4 separate regions of the Homo sapiens genome follow, and regions 1, 2 and 4 are each linked to region 3. The links are chromatin contacts, found by Hi-C or POLR2A ChIA-PET in ENCODE. All regions are on one chromosome and are shown on one strand. The core of a region is the stretch at or near the end of the contact, and the rest is flanking DNA. Distances in the headings are between cores, read along the strand shown. Region 1 has its middle 31 kb from the start of IL19. Region 2 overlaps IL19 (interleukin 19). Region 3 holds the start of IKBKE (inhibitor of nuclear factor kappa B kinase subunit epsilon). Region 4 overlaps IL19 (interleukin 19).

What was found. Hi-C counts contacts between places; a loop is a spot of excess contacts on that map. ChIA-PET counts read pairs that join two places held with the same protein, here RNA polymerase II (POLR2A). Pooled maps may share reads with other maps.
Region 1: a loop to region 3 is called in a pooled map, with 4 times the contacts of the local background. The contact joins the enhancer-like site here to the promoter of IKBKE in region 3. A Hi-C loop is called at or near these places in 1 of 168 maps with a recorded cell type or tissue (naive thymus-derived CD4-positive, alpha-beta T cell) and 8 of 50 pooled maps. POLR2A ChIA-PET finds 5 or more read pairs at or near these places in 5 of 52 experiments (B cell, BJ, CD8-positive, alpha-beta memory T cell and 2 more).
Region 2: a loop to region 3 is called in a pooled map, with 4 times the contacts of the local background. The contact joins the enhancer-like site here to the promoter of IKBKE in region 3. A Hi-C loop is called at or near these places in 2 of 37 single-sample maps with no recorded cell type and 4 of 50 pooled maps.
Region 4: a map of B cell shows a loop between it and region 3 (3-fold over the local background). The contact joins the enhancer-like site here to the promoter of IKBKE in region 3. A Hi-C loop is called at or near these places in 1 of 168 maps with a recorded cell type or tissue (B cell), 2 of 37 single-sample maps with no recorded cell type and 14 of 50 pooled maps. POLR2A ChIA-PET finds 5 or more read pairs at or near these places in 1 of 52 experiments (activated CD4-positive, alpha-beta T cell).

Annotation. Positions count from the first base shown.
Region 1 is chr1:206,737,995-206,741,121 of GRCh38, reverse strand. No RefSeq gene overlaps it. Among named protein-coding and RNA genes, the nearest start is that of IL19, 31 kb to the left of the region's middle. RefSeq lists silencers at 1,462-1,571, 1,602-1,651. Within about 2 kb of position 1,446, at least 5 of the 41 ENCODE cell types and tissues checked have a DNase peak (open chromatin) inside an H3K27ac peak, as active enhancers do.
Region 2 is chr1:206,783,156-206,785,896 of GRCh38, reverse strand. The region is part of intron 1 of IL19 (interleukin 19); the gene reads right to left. Among named protein-coding and RNA genes, the nearest start is that of IL10, 12 kb to the right of the region's middle. RefSeq lists an enhancer at 1,494-1,553. Within about 2 kb of position 1,341, at least 3 of the 41 ENCODE cell types and tissues checked have a DNase peak (open chromatin) inside an H3K27ac peak, as active enhancers do.
Region 3 is chr1:206,468,671-206,471,776 of GRCh38, reverse strand. IKBKE (inhibitor of nuclear factor kappa B kinase subunit epsilon) reads right to left here and starts at 1,301. Exons shown (of 22, transcript NM_014002.4): 1 at 1,079-1,301; 2 at 532-621. RefSeq lists enhancers at 1,925-2,234, 1,754-2,391, 3,066-3,106.
Region 4 is chr1:206,801,811-206,804,639 of GRCh38, reverse strand. The region is part of intron 2 of IL19 (interleukin 19); the gene reads right to left. Among named protein-coding and RNA genes, the nearest start is that of IL10, 31 kb to the right of the region's middle. RefSeq lists an enhancer at 1,413-1,462. Within about 2 kb of position 1,304, at least 6 of the 41 ENCODE cell types and tissues checked have a DNase peak (open chromatin) inside an H3K27ac peak, as active enhancers do.

The DNA.
Region 1 (3,127 bases), core at 197-2,696, 270 kb before region 3:
AGTTTTGGGAAGTGCTATAAATGCCCTTTTACTCTCGGCTGACTGACTCTACCCCCAGATTTGCTGCTGACAGCAAACCCTTTCGTAAAGCTCTCACTTGGAAAGCAATATGCAAAGTGCATTCATTCATAAATCGATACTGTCTTTTTGGCAGTCCCTATCAAAAACTAAAATGTGTATACCCTTAGATCTTGCCATTCCACTACTAGGGATCTATACTACAGAAATCCTTACACACACACTCGAAGATACTGTACAAGATATTTGTGAGATCTATATAAATAGTAGAAAAAGGGGGGGAGGGTAGTCCTTCAGTGCAAATGAGGTTAAAAGACAAATAAAAAAGAAAGGAGGTGAGAAATATCCATCCACAGCAGATAAATTGTGGTACATCATACTATAAAATACTCTGCAACTATTTAGAAAAAGAATGATAGTTCTATGAGTTTGATCATGGAAATTCACAAGATATGCTAAGTGAAAAAAGCAAGCTGTATGTTGTTTCATGGGTATGAAAAAGTCTGTCAGTTGCACAACAATGTGAACATACTAGTGAAGTTTACAGTTAAAAATGTTTAAGATGGTAAATTTTCAGTTAAGTGTATTTTATCACAATTTTTTAAAAGCAGGTTGCAGAACAATATGCCTAATGATTCCATTTGTACTTGTTATAACTGCCAAAGAAACTTCTCAGTTGTGCTTATAAGTATATTTGTATCTAGATAAATTTTCAGAAACTTTTTGGATAAAAATTTCAAAAAAAATAAAGCTGTTCAATGAAGTTTTTTCTGGAGAGGGAATTGGCATCACTGAGGTGGAGACGTTATAAAGAGAAAGGTTCACGCCTCACTCTGTATGTCTATATATGTACATATAATGTCTTGTTTGAGTTACTAAAATTACTTGTGTTAATTTTCCTTTAGATGCTTTCATCCATCCAACAGATACTAAGCACCTACCCTGAGTCAGCTGTCATTTTCAGAGCCTGAAATAAGCCGATCAGACTGAATTTCTCGTCTACCCTTTCTCTTCCTTGCACACTGGCTCAAAGAATGCCTGGCTGTCATCCTTCCCCTCCTGCCCTCGACCCTCCTGTGGGTGGGTAGGGCTAGAGTCTCACTATGAGGACCATTTCCTTAGAATAGGTTTGTGACCAGAAAAGGAGACAGCTGAGTGCCAGAAAACCAAAGGCCCCTCTAGGTCTTACTACAAATACCAGGTCTCTCTGCACCACAGACTCCAGCTAACCAAGGTCTCTGTCTTAGACTTAGATGAGATCGTGGTTTCTTTCAAAAGTAAACCTTTGACTGGTGAATTCAGAACCACATGTCTCCAGATCAGAAGGTAAGGGCTAGGAGAACTCAGCTCATTCTGAAACTTGAGGCCTTATTACCCCAAGAGGCAGTAGCTGTTTGAGGAACAAGAGACCCACAGCTGCCTGGACAGAGGAAGGAGCAAGATCACGTTTCACACACTCGGACAGCAGTAGTCAGAGCTAGTAACTGCCCGGGGCTAGGACCAGAGCCACCCAGACAGGATGCTCATTTGCATAACTTGTACAGATACTTTGCATATCAGGGTCCTGGAAACACTACTACCCTAGGATCAGAGAGGTTGAGACTAGTATTTGGTCACACAGGACCTCAGAGACAAAACCAAAACCAAGGGGTGGGGGAGGACTTAGGAAGGGAGGACTCATGAAGGGGGAAAGTGGAAAGTCAGTCCTGGTATTTCACTTGCAAATCCTGGCAGGGGTGTGGGATGGCAGTAGGAAACTTTACTGTCCCTGAGAGCAAGAAAGTTATGCAAACAAATGCATTTGCATGGCAGCCCTGGTCCCTAAAAATGACTTATCAAACACAGGTTCCACCACCTTGGCAGCCCCACCTGAAATCCTGCAGGCTTGACAGCCAAAAGACTTCCTGGCCAGAGGCTCTGGGCAGTAACTTACCTTCCAAGCAATTATGACTCCCTCTAGAGGAGACAAGTAAATTCCAAGGTAATTCTGGGTTCCAGATGGTGGTGTGTTAAAAATGGAAAGGGTGGACGCCAAGTATATTGACATTTTTGTGTGTGAGTGCCAGGGAGGCTCCCAAGGGCTCCACTTTTAAACTGAGTGGAGTAAGAACCATGAGGACAAAGGGATGAGAAAGGCCTTTTAGTGGCAGAGGGAAGAGGGGCAAGGAAGCCCCTAACAATTGCTCATCCTGCTCTTCCAGGAGGGCTCTCAATTTCATGTAATGTCATCATTTTCCATGATGATTCAGAAAGTGCCTAACTACAAAAGATCTAAGTTTAAGGTGTACCACTGTAACACTTTTTAAAAAATTAATGAATTGAGTGAAACGTGGCAAAAGCCCCATCAGCCCACATCCCCAAATTTTGTTTTTCAGGGAGCAAACATCATTTATGAGGCAAATCCAAGTTGGAGGGGCTGGAAAGGGAAAATGGACAGAAAACACCAAGGGCACCCCACAGAGAGGAGTAAATCAGATTTCCATGAGCAGAACCCATGAGGGGTCAAAGGTCAAGCTAACGAGATGAGCAGACAGACAGCAGTTCAGACCACAAGACAGGAGGGGTGAACCTGTTGGAGAAGGAAGGATCTAGCTCTTGCAGAGAGAAGTGAGAGCAGAAATGCAATGGGGAAATCTCCATCATGCTATTCCATTTTCTGCCATCAAAACTGTCAGTCAGGTGCCAGCTTGAAGGGCTGCTAGGAAGCTCTCCTGGGTCTCTAACAGAATAGCTCCACCTTATGCACTCCAACCACCTCTGCTCCTGTTCTGGAGAGCATCAGTTCTTCTGTTACAGCGATGCCCGCCACTTCTCTATGCTGAGCTCCACAAAGGCTAGACCCACTTCTGGACTCATCTGTGTGTCTCCGAAGTCCTAAGCACTGGGCATGACACAGAGGAGGTGCTCAAGATGAGCTGAATGTTGAAAATGTGACATTTTTACTCTTGGATAGTGGCTGAAGGTCTTCTTTTTAAAGAGCAGCCTAGGCTGAAAAGGCCAAGGCACTGACCTGTCTGAATGGTGGCCCAGAGCCCAGGGGGCAGTCCTATCTTTCCACACGAGTTGCACTTCCCCCACCTTTCCAAGTCTTGGCACAGCCTCATTTAAT
Region 2 (2,741 bases), core at 92-2,591, 310 kb before region 3:
AGTCACTTTTTTGGAAACTGGAGCAACATCTCTGTAGAAACTCTACTTATAAATGTTGATTCATTCACAGCCTACAAAGCAGGGGTTACACTATAAATAGGACCAAACTTAGTTCAGGTTCTTGGGAGCTGGGGGTCTATGAGATTTACAAAGGACAGCTTCTTTCTCCTACTGGACATATGAACAGCCTCAGGCAACATCTGAAATAGTCGAGGTCGTCTTGGGTCAACTTCTGTCACACTCTGCTCCCTCTCCCTGGCTGCCCTCTCTGGAGGTCCCTCTGCACTTTCCCCTCTGAGGGGCTGTAAGCCCTCCATTGAAATGCTAACCTTCTGCTCTGCTTAACCACATGCTCCCAGATGACCTACTCTCCTCCCCACCTGTCCCAGCTCACAGATCAGCCCCACAGGAACTCAGCTTCCAGGATTAGAACCACCCAGGGATTTCAGTGTTATTTTCATGGCTTCTTTCCCACCACTGTATTTGACCTCCTGACTCTCTAGAAGTTGCTGGTGATTTCGTAAAGGATTTCTCACAAGCACGGTTAAGGAAGTGCCAATGGTTGCCACTCAAGTCCATAGAAAACAGGCACTTCTAAATTGGGGGTGGTGTATGTGTTCTTTTGCATTATATATATGTTTGTGTTCCATGGGTCTTCAGTCTACCTGAAGTCTACCTGCATGGACCCTCCTTCAAGGATCCAAGAATCTGCTGATCCAGAGCCTGCATGACCCGAGTATTCATCCACAGTGGTTTTCACAGGGGTCAGATATCCTGTTTCTAGCACTGGCCATTCCTCCCTGCCTGCTCGCCTTTTCCCATGGGATACAATGGAGGCATTGGGGGACTTTAATACTTCAAAGCCCGTAGCAGCTGGCAACTCCTGGGACTGAACCAGCACCCAGACTGGCCTCACTGTGCTCTGCCACGGGAATCCAGGATCCCATGGTCACCTCTCTCAAGGGAATTTATTATCTGAGTCCCACGTCAGGAGCCAAGTACACCAACAACACTTCCTCCTCGGCATAGGCCTGCGTCGCGCAGGCATCAACGCAACACAGACATTTTACTGCGTGGTGCAGATAATTGCTTGAGAACGCAAAGTTCTTTCTGAAAGAGATGTGAAGCGCTTTCTAGGGCTTTCCAGTAATCTTCTTTTCTCCCTGAAACAGTCAATGTGAGAAATCCACTTCCGGAAGGTGACCACCTCCCTTCCACACCCCCGCCGCCCCCGGGGCCATGCTCTTGAGGAAAAGGCAGCATCACGTCCTCCCCTACCAAGTGGAGGCTCTTCTGATTTCCACTGCTCTCAGCAGGCCTGACTCACAACGAAACTGCAACCTCAAAGTGCTGGGGGCCAGGATTGCGAGAAGGAAATACAGGTGAACACACGCAAAAGCTGCCGGAGGAAAAGGTTTTGTTTCTCTTACAGAATGGCACTTCCAGGGCTGGGCAGAAGCTATGAGCTAGAAGAGGCTGACAGGGCCTGGTCTTGTGCTGACCTGGTGGATTTGGAAAGGAAGGAAAATATGTATCAGAACCACTCATGTTCGCTCGCTCCTGCCGAGGGGAACAGAAGGGGCAGGCTGGGAGGAGAGATAGGGGAATCACAAAATTTAAGGGCATTAGCTTTGGAAATCTTCTTAGAAAAACAACTCTGGCAAGCCCTTGGATTATTGATGCGGAAAGCAAGGCCAAGGGATGAAAAGGAACTTGTTTGGGATCTCATAGTAGAAGGTCCAGGGCTGGAAACTAGGCCTCCTAAATGCCTGAGCCAGTCAGTCTTTCTACTATGAGACTGACTTCTCTGTCTCCCTGTAACATCCTCAGAATATTGGAGTTGAAATTGGTCTGTTCCAAGTCTTCAGATCCACGAAGAGACATACTTAGCTTTTAGCAGCTGAGTATTCCCAAGGAAAAACATCAACCACTACACTTCAGGTGGGCTGGCTACTTGCTGTATGTCAAGTATTCATCCAAGCATTGTGTACAGTCACTCATTCCGCCCTTGCAACACTACGACAGCACCAATTATCATCTCCAATTGTATATAGATACTGCCGCACAGGGAGGCTCAGAAACTTGCCCAAGGTCACACAGATGGGAAAGGGCAGAGCTGGGTTGCAAACCCAGTCCGACTCCAGGGCCCGCACACTTAACCACCATGCTCTGCTGCAAAGACAAGCCCAAAGACAGAGCACATCTTGGGGTTTCCAATAACAGAACACTTGGACCCAGGGTAGGGCTGGGGGTTGAGCAAAGTGGGGAAGGCACTTCCAGCCTTTGCTGTCAGAGGTATATAAGGTCTGCCACATAAGAGAGGCTCAAGTGCACAACCCTTAGCCGCTTTCGTGAAACCAGTTGACTACCTGATACCAATTTATATCCAACCCACTGCTTGAGGCACCTGAATTCAAGGTTCTTGCTGGGAACAGTCTCAGATCACCCAAAAGCCAAGGTACAAACAGATTCTCCTTAATTACTTGAAAGAATAATACTGTTTAGAAAGTATTCCTTGTATTTTAAGTATTTTAATCTTAAAAAGAATACTTTTAAAATCATCAAAAGAGTATCAGAACCTTGTTGGGCCTCCTTAAACTATTTTGAACTACATCTGAAGGTCGAGACAACTTAGGGCCTCTGGAGTTCTTAGTCCAGCACCCTGGGAAAAGGAGTTTCTTTTTCCCCTCCTTCTATAGATGGTCTCCCACAATCAGGTGGGCAACCAGGGATTGAGCTTT
Region 3 (3,106 bases), core at 52-2,551:
TTGAAGAGATCGGTGGTCAACTCCTAGTTTCAGATCAGGTAGGAGCGGACATTACACAGAAGCAACTGAGGTACTGAGAGGCTTCCTGAAGACAACACAGTAGCTCAGCATGAATGAGTGGGTCTGGTTTTCCCCGCTGAGGCTGGAGGCAGCCAGCAGGTCTGGGGGCTGGGGCTGGGGTTGGAGCACAGCAGGCTGAAATCAAGGCCAAGGGCTCTGATACTGGGGCAAGGAACAGCTCAGGACTCTGGGATAATAGGCAGTGAGGTGCAAAGCGCAGACCCCCAGACAAGCGGTGTGCCCCTGGATTCTGTGCCCGGGAGCTCTGGTTGTGGCACATCTGGCTTAACTCTGCACGCTCTGCAGATCCTCCCCCCACCACCCCAAGCACCTGGTGCAAAGAAGGGCTCAGTGGCCCTCAGCCAGTGGTTGGATGAATGAGCAGTGGACAGTGAAGCATGTGAGACACCACCCACCCACCTCTCCCCTCCCCTCCCTCCTCAGGGCTCTGCTGTGGCCAAGTGCACTTACCCCACACTCTGAGCTGCCCTGAGTCAGGCAAAGGCTCTTCCTGGCGAGTGTATGTTATGCTTTCTGTCTGTGGCACGTCCAGGAGCTGAGCTACACCGGAAAGAGGAGGGCGGATGAGAGGCGCCCCTCAGTGCAGTTGCTTCTCAGCCTCCATCAAAGGCCGCCGGCCCTAGCCCTTTAACCCTTTCCTGTTTGTCACCTTCCCCCACAGGGCTGGGCTGGGGGTTTCCAGCTCTATTCCCAAACTGTTCAGGGAGCCTTTCCCAGCGTCTCCTACTCCTGAGACTCCGGCCAGGGAGAAAGACCCCGGGAAAGGTGAGGGCAGGCGCTGGGTGCTGATCGCTGGCTTTGGGTGTTGGTAAGCAGAGCCCAGGGAGGGCTTGTGGTTGGCCCGTGGTGGCTCACCTCCATGCCACACACAACGCTCTATGTGAGAGCACCGCTGCCAACAAGCCCACACCCCTGCACCCGGCTGAGCTGCCCTGCAGCTGCCCCTTGTCTGGCCCCTCATTCCACCCCCACCCCCCTCCGCACGCTGCACACTCACCCCATCTCCACTGCAGGGGATGCAGGCTTGTGGGACTGGGTGACACCCCCAGAGCTTTCAGGGCTCACTGTCATTCATGAGCAGTGTTCTTAGCCTCCTGGTAGCCAAGGGCCCCTAGGACCCACAGGCAGGGCCAGTTGCAATGTCTGTGCCACCCCAGGAGCTGGGACTAGTGGGTTTCTTCCCTGCCTCCTTGTGGCGGTGGGACACCAAGCTCAGCACTGAGTCCTGGCTCTCAGCTCTCTCGCACTTCCTGATTTCCGTCTCTCGCTCTCTCTTTCTCTCTTAAAGAGACAGAGGCAACTCGGTGCAGCCACCAGCTCAGCAGAAAAGAGAAAGAGGATGCTCTGAGTTCCCAAGGGTAGGCAATAGGACCAGAGTGTGAGCCACAGAGAAGCCAGGAACTGGGGCCCTTCTGGTAATCTTGATGGGCAGCTGGGTGCTGTTTTGGCATCTCCCACAGTTCACTGGAGCAGGGAAGTTCAGGGCTCTTCCCAGAGTCAACAGAGCAGGTTGGGCAAGTTAACTAAGTGGAAAGCTGCCTGGGAAGTCCATGCTCCCACACCCAGGAACCCCAAGGAAGTGTGGGAGCTATGCCGATCCAGTCCTAGAAGTTGGATCTGAGTCACCTTCCCAGGAGGCCTGCAGAGGTCCGAGAGCAAGCGCGGGGACCCAGCTGATGCCTTCCAGTGTGACCTGAGCACACAGCATGCAGCCCCTCCCAGCCAGCTCACTCACCCGCAGAGTAACAGCTACTCTGTGGGTTGATTGGATGACATGGATATATTTGGAATTGTTTGGGAGCTTGGAAAGCATTTTACAGAAAGGCATTGAAGGCATGGAGGCCCACACACTTCAGTAATTTACCCATGCTCTTCAGAGACTGCTGGGGCTGGCACCCAGGTGCCAACTTCCCAGCCAGGACTCGATGCCCCACATCAAATGTCCTAGGAGGCTGGAGGGGTCTGTCCTGCTCTGGTCAGCTCAGAGATGGCAGTTGGATATGAAATGGTTAAAACCAGGAAATTCCATGTTTCTATAGAATGTTGGAGGGACTTTCCCATGGCCACACCTGGTGGTTTCCTCCGCCAGCCCCACCCCTCCCACAGTGACACTAGAACAGGAGCAGAGCTGAGAACTGCCTAGTGCTCAGATAAAGAGAACTCCCCATAACACCTCCAGCTGGAGGAGTTGCTGCAACTTCTCACATCAGGACCAGGAGGAATGTGCCTGAGTGCCTGAGATCCTCATGTTCCACCCAGTCTTCCCAGCTTGCTTTTTTTTTTTGAGATGGAGTCTCACTCTGTCACCCAGGCTGGAGTGCAGTGGCATGATGTTAGCTCACTGCAACCTCCACCTCCTGGGTTCAAGTGATTCTTCTGCCTCAGCCTCCCAAGTATCTGGGACTACAGGCATGCACCACCATGCCCGGCTAACTTTTTGTATTTTTAGTAGAGATGGGGTTTCACTGTGTGGTTGGTGAGGTGGATTGAACAGGTTGGACTTGATCTCCCAACCTCCTGATCCACCTGCCTCAGCCTCCCAAAGTGCCGGGATTACAGGCGTGAGCCAGTGGCTAATTTTTTGTATTTTTAGTAGAGATGGGGTTTCACTGTGTGGTTGGTGAGGTGGATTGAGCAGGTTGGTCTAGATCTCCCAACCTCCTGATCCACCTGCCTCAGTCTCCCAAAGTGCCGGGATTACAGGCGTGAGCCACTGCACCCAGCCTAGTCTTCCCAGGTTTCTGCCTGCCTGGCACATGGGAGAACTGCACATCCTAGTTACTTTGTGATAGGGGGAGCATGTGAGTTCCCCACCAAAGCATTTATTTCCTGATGCAAGACCCTCCCAGAACTCTGCTTTCTGGCAGTGTGATTCTGTTAGTCTGGGTCCTTGAGTGACTGTCCTGAGCAGAGTTCCCCTGCTGGTCCACAAGGGACATTGGCTTTGGTGAGAAATCAGCCTTTGTTGCTTTAGGGCACCGAGGTTTGCTACATAACTTAGACAATCCGTAATGTTTACCCACTT
Region 4 (2,829 bases), core at 55-2,554, 330 kb before region 3:
GAAACACTTTTAAACCCCAAATCTCATTCTCACTGGGTTTGCATTGTACCTGGAAAGATGCTGACACCAATAAAAGCTTGTTGCTTAAAGACACAGCCTATGACTCACACAATGCACACTTTATACACCCTAATTCCTTCCATCTGTAGTAACTTTCAGCTTCTCATTACCTAAATTATTTCAGTGCACTCAACCTGGGGGTTATTGTCATATAGGGAATCAAATGAGGTGCCAGAAACAGATAAAAATCAAGAAAACAACAATTTGAAAAGGTTATCATTGGCATCAGGGAATGTCTGTGTTGGAAAGGATCTCCAGGTTCATTAGCCCCCACTCCCAGCACAGGAACCCTCTTTGTCATGACTCGGACAGATGTTATCCAATTCTGCTTCATGACTTTCAAGACCTGGGTGCCACATTCTGCAGTTGTCATCTGCAAACTTGATAGGCAGGTGAATGTGGCAAGCAACCCATATTTAAATATACCTGAAGCCCTCCTGGAATTTACACAGCTACATCTTTCCCTGTACTGCCCTGCAAGAAGCGTGAGAGAAGAAGCTCTTCTGAGCCTCCTGCCTGTTACAGAGAGCAAGAAAGGGAAGGGAAGAGACAGGGCGAAGAGAGAAAGGATTACTTGATATTGTAGTGTTCAAGCTGGAATAATTTTCCCTCCCACCTTGCTGGAGTGCTTTCCAAGTGCTATTTCCTAGAGCAATGCCAGATTAGTTGTTCCAGAATTCCCAGGGGGCTTTGCACAGAGTCCCAGACCCTGTCCCTGAGAGTTGAATTTTGTACATCTGGGATGAAGCCTGGGCATCTCTATTTGTTAAAGCTTAGGATTATTTTGAAGTGCAGTCAGTTTGAAAGTCACTTTATTAGAGGGCTCTGGACTAGGTCACCCCATTCCTGGTGGTTGAAAAACCTCATTGCAAGCAGATCACTCCTATGTCCTCCAGCAGTTTTCTGTAAGCATGTTTTTGTGTTGCTGAAGGCAGCCCCATCAGCCCCCAGGGGAATAATCCTTTCCTGTTCTCTCCAGCCATGCTCTGTAGGATCACCTGAGGCCTGTGTCTGGGCCTCTTTATCGCAGCACAGTACAAGCATCCAGCTTGTACTCTTTGTTGTGGGCTGGCCAAGATGCTGACAGGAACAAAAATGACTTGTTTTTGAGAGTAAAGATACAAGCTTTGACTCAGATGACGCACACATGTTCATGGAGGGAGACTCTCACATCCGACCTACCTTCTTCCGTCCACAGAGAGTCACGTTGCTACTCTAACCACATCACTAATTCCGAAAGATGGGGACTCCTACACAGGGCCTCCAGGTCAATGCCTCTGATTAGGGCAGGGAACTGGAAGGCATCCAACCCCGACTTCCTGGCACCCCAAGTTCTCTCAGCAGCAACAGCGAAAGCCCATGGATGTAACTGCATTACAGAAGCCAAGGCCCTCAATGTGTAGACTCTCTGGGGTGCTATTTTAAAAGGCAGACTCTCAAGCCCCACAAAAAGATGTTTTGAAGATTGGAGTGAGGCCAGAAAATCCACCTTTTGAGCAAGCAGGACTAGGGAATTCTGAGTAAGACTAGTATTTGAACTTTACCCATTTGGGACTGAACCTCAAAGGAAAAAAGGGATCTGGAAAAGGAAATGACGTCCCCCTCGCCCTTCCAGGGCCACAGCTGCTTCTGTTCTTGAGATATTGGCCAGGCCCCTTATTTCTTTGACATTCCCCTTGCTTTCCTGTCCCCTCGTCTTCCTTAACAGTCCTTCTTATCTGCCAGAAGATTGGTCTTTCTTTAAGGCTAGCAGTTAGCCTTGATTGGGGATCCAGTTCTATACATGTGGGCATAGAGGACAGAGCAAGAAGACAGGACAAGTGAGCAGAACTATACAGGGAAGGGAGGGACAGTGTTGGAAGAGAAGCCCAGGCTTGGAACTTGCCCATGGCAAAAAAAAAAGAAAAAAAAAATTGAAAATTTGTACCCTCATTATGTCACCAGGAATTGAAATTAAGTATGACTCACGATTTACCCATGAAGCTCTTTCCCAATTAGTCTGGGTTGTGTCACCAAAAGACCTGAATTTAAGTCATGACTCCATCACTTATTGGCTTCGTGATCTTGGGAAAATTATTGAACTCTCTGACATTTAGTTTCCTTATCTGTAAAATAGGGGTAATCGCTTGATAAAGGTGCTGTTCGTTTTGATGAGGTAATATATAAAAATGCTTAGCCCAGGTTTTGGTACATGGAAGGCAGAAAAAAAAACCACCCAGATATTATGAATAATATAATTCTGTCATGTACACCTTTCCTCTCACAACCTACTGACTTACTGTAGGCACCAGGCAACCTGAATTACTAGGTGTTCTCTAGGGCCCCAATAAGCCATGTGTTTTAAAGTCTAATGGAATGGTCTAATCCCATCTCCATCACCAACTCATAAGCTGTGTGACCTTCCTTCCTGGGCCTCTGTTCCCTTCTCTATGGATCAGTGCCAATACATCAAGTTTCTGCAAAGGCCTGGTGCATTCACTGATGCACACAAGGAGCCCAGGACCATGCTGGGAGCCCCCTGTGCTGCAGCCTCCCCTTCCCCTCCTTTCCTGCAAGCTCCCATGTTTGTCCATGCCTTTCTATGGAGGTGCCTTCGTTCAAACTGTTTCTTCCACCCAAATGTCCCTTCCCTTTTTCTGCTCACTGGAGTTCTTCCCAAAGCTGCCTTCATCCTACCTCAATCCCAACAGTCAAGATACCCAGGTAATCACCCTTCATTGACAAACAGAGTATGTATTGTGAGTCTGTGATGTGTCAGGCACTGTTGCT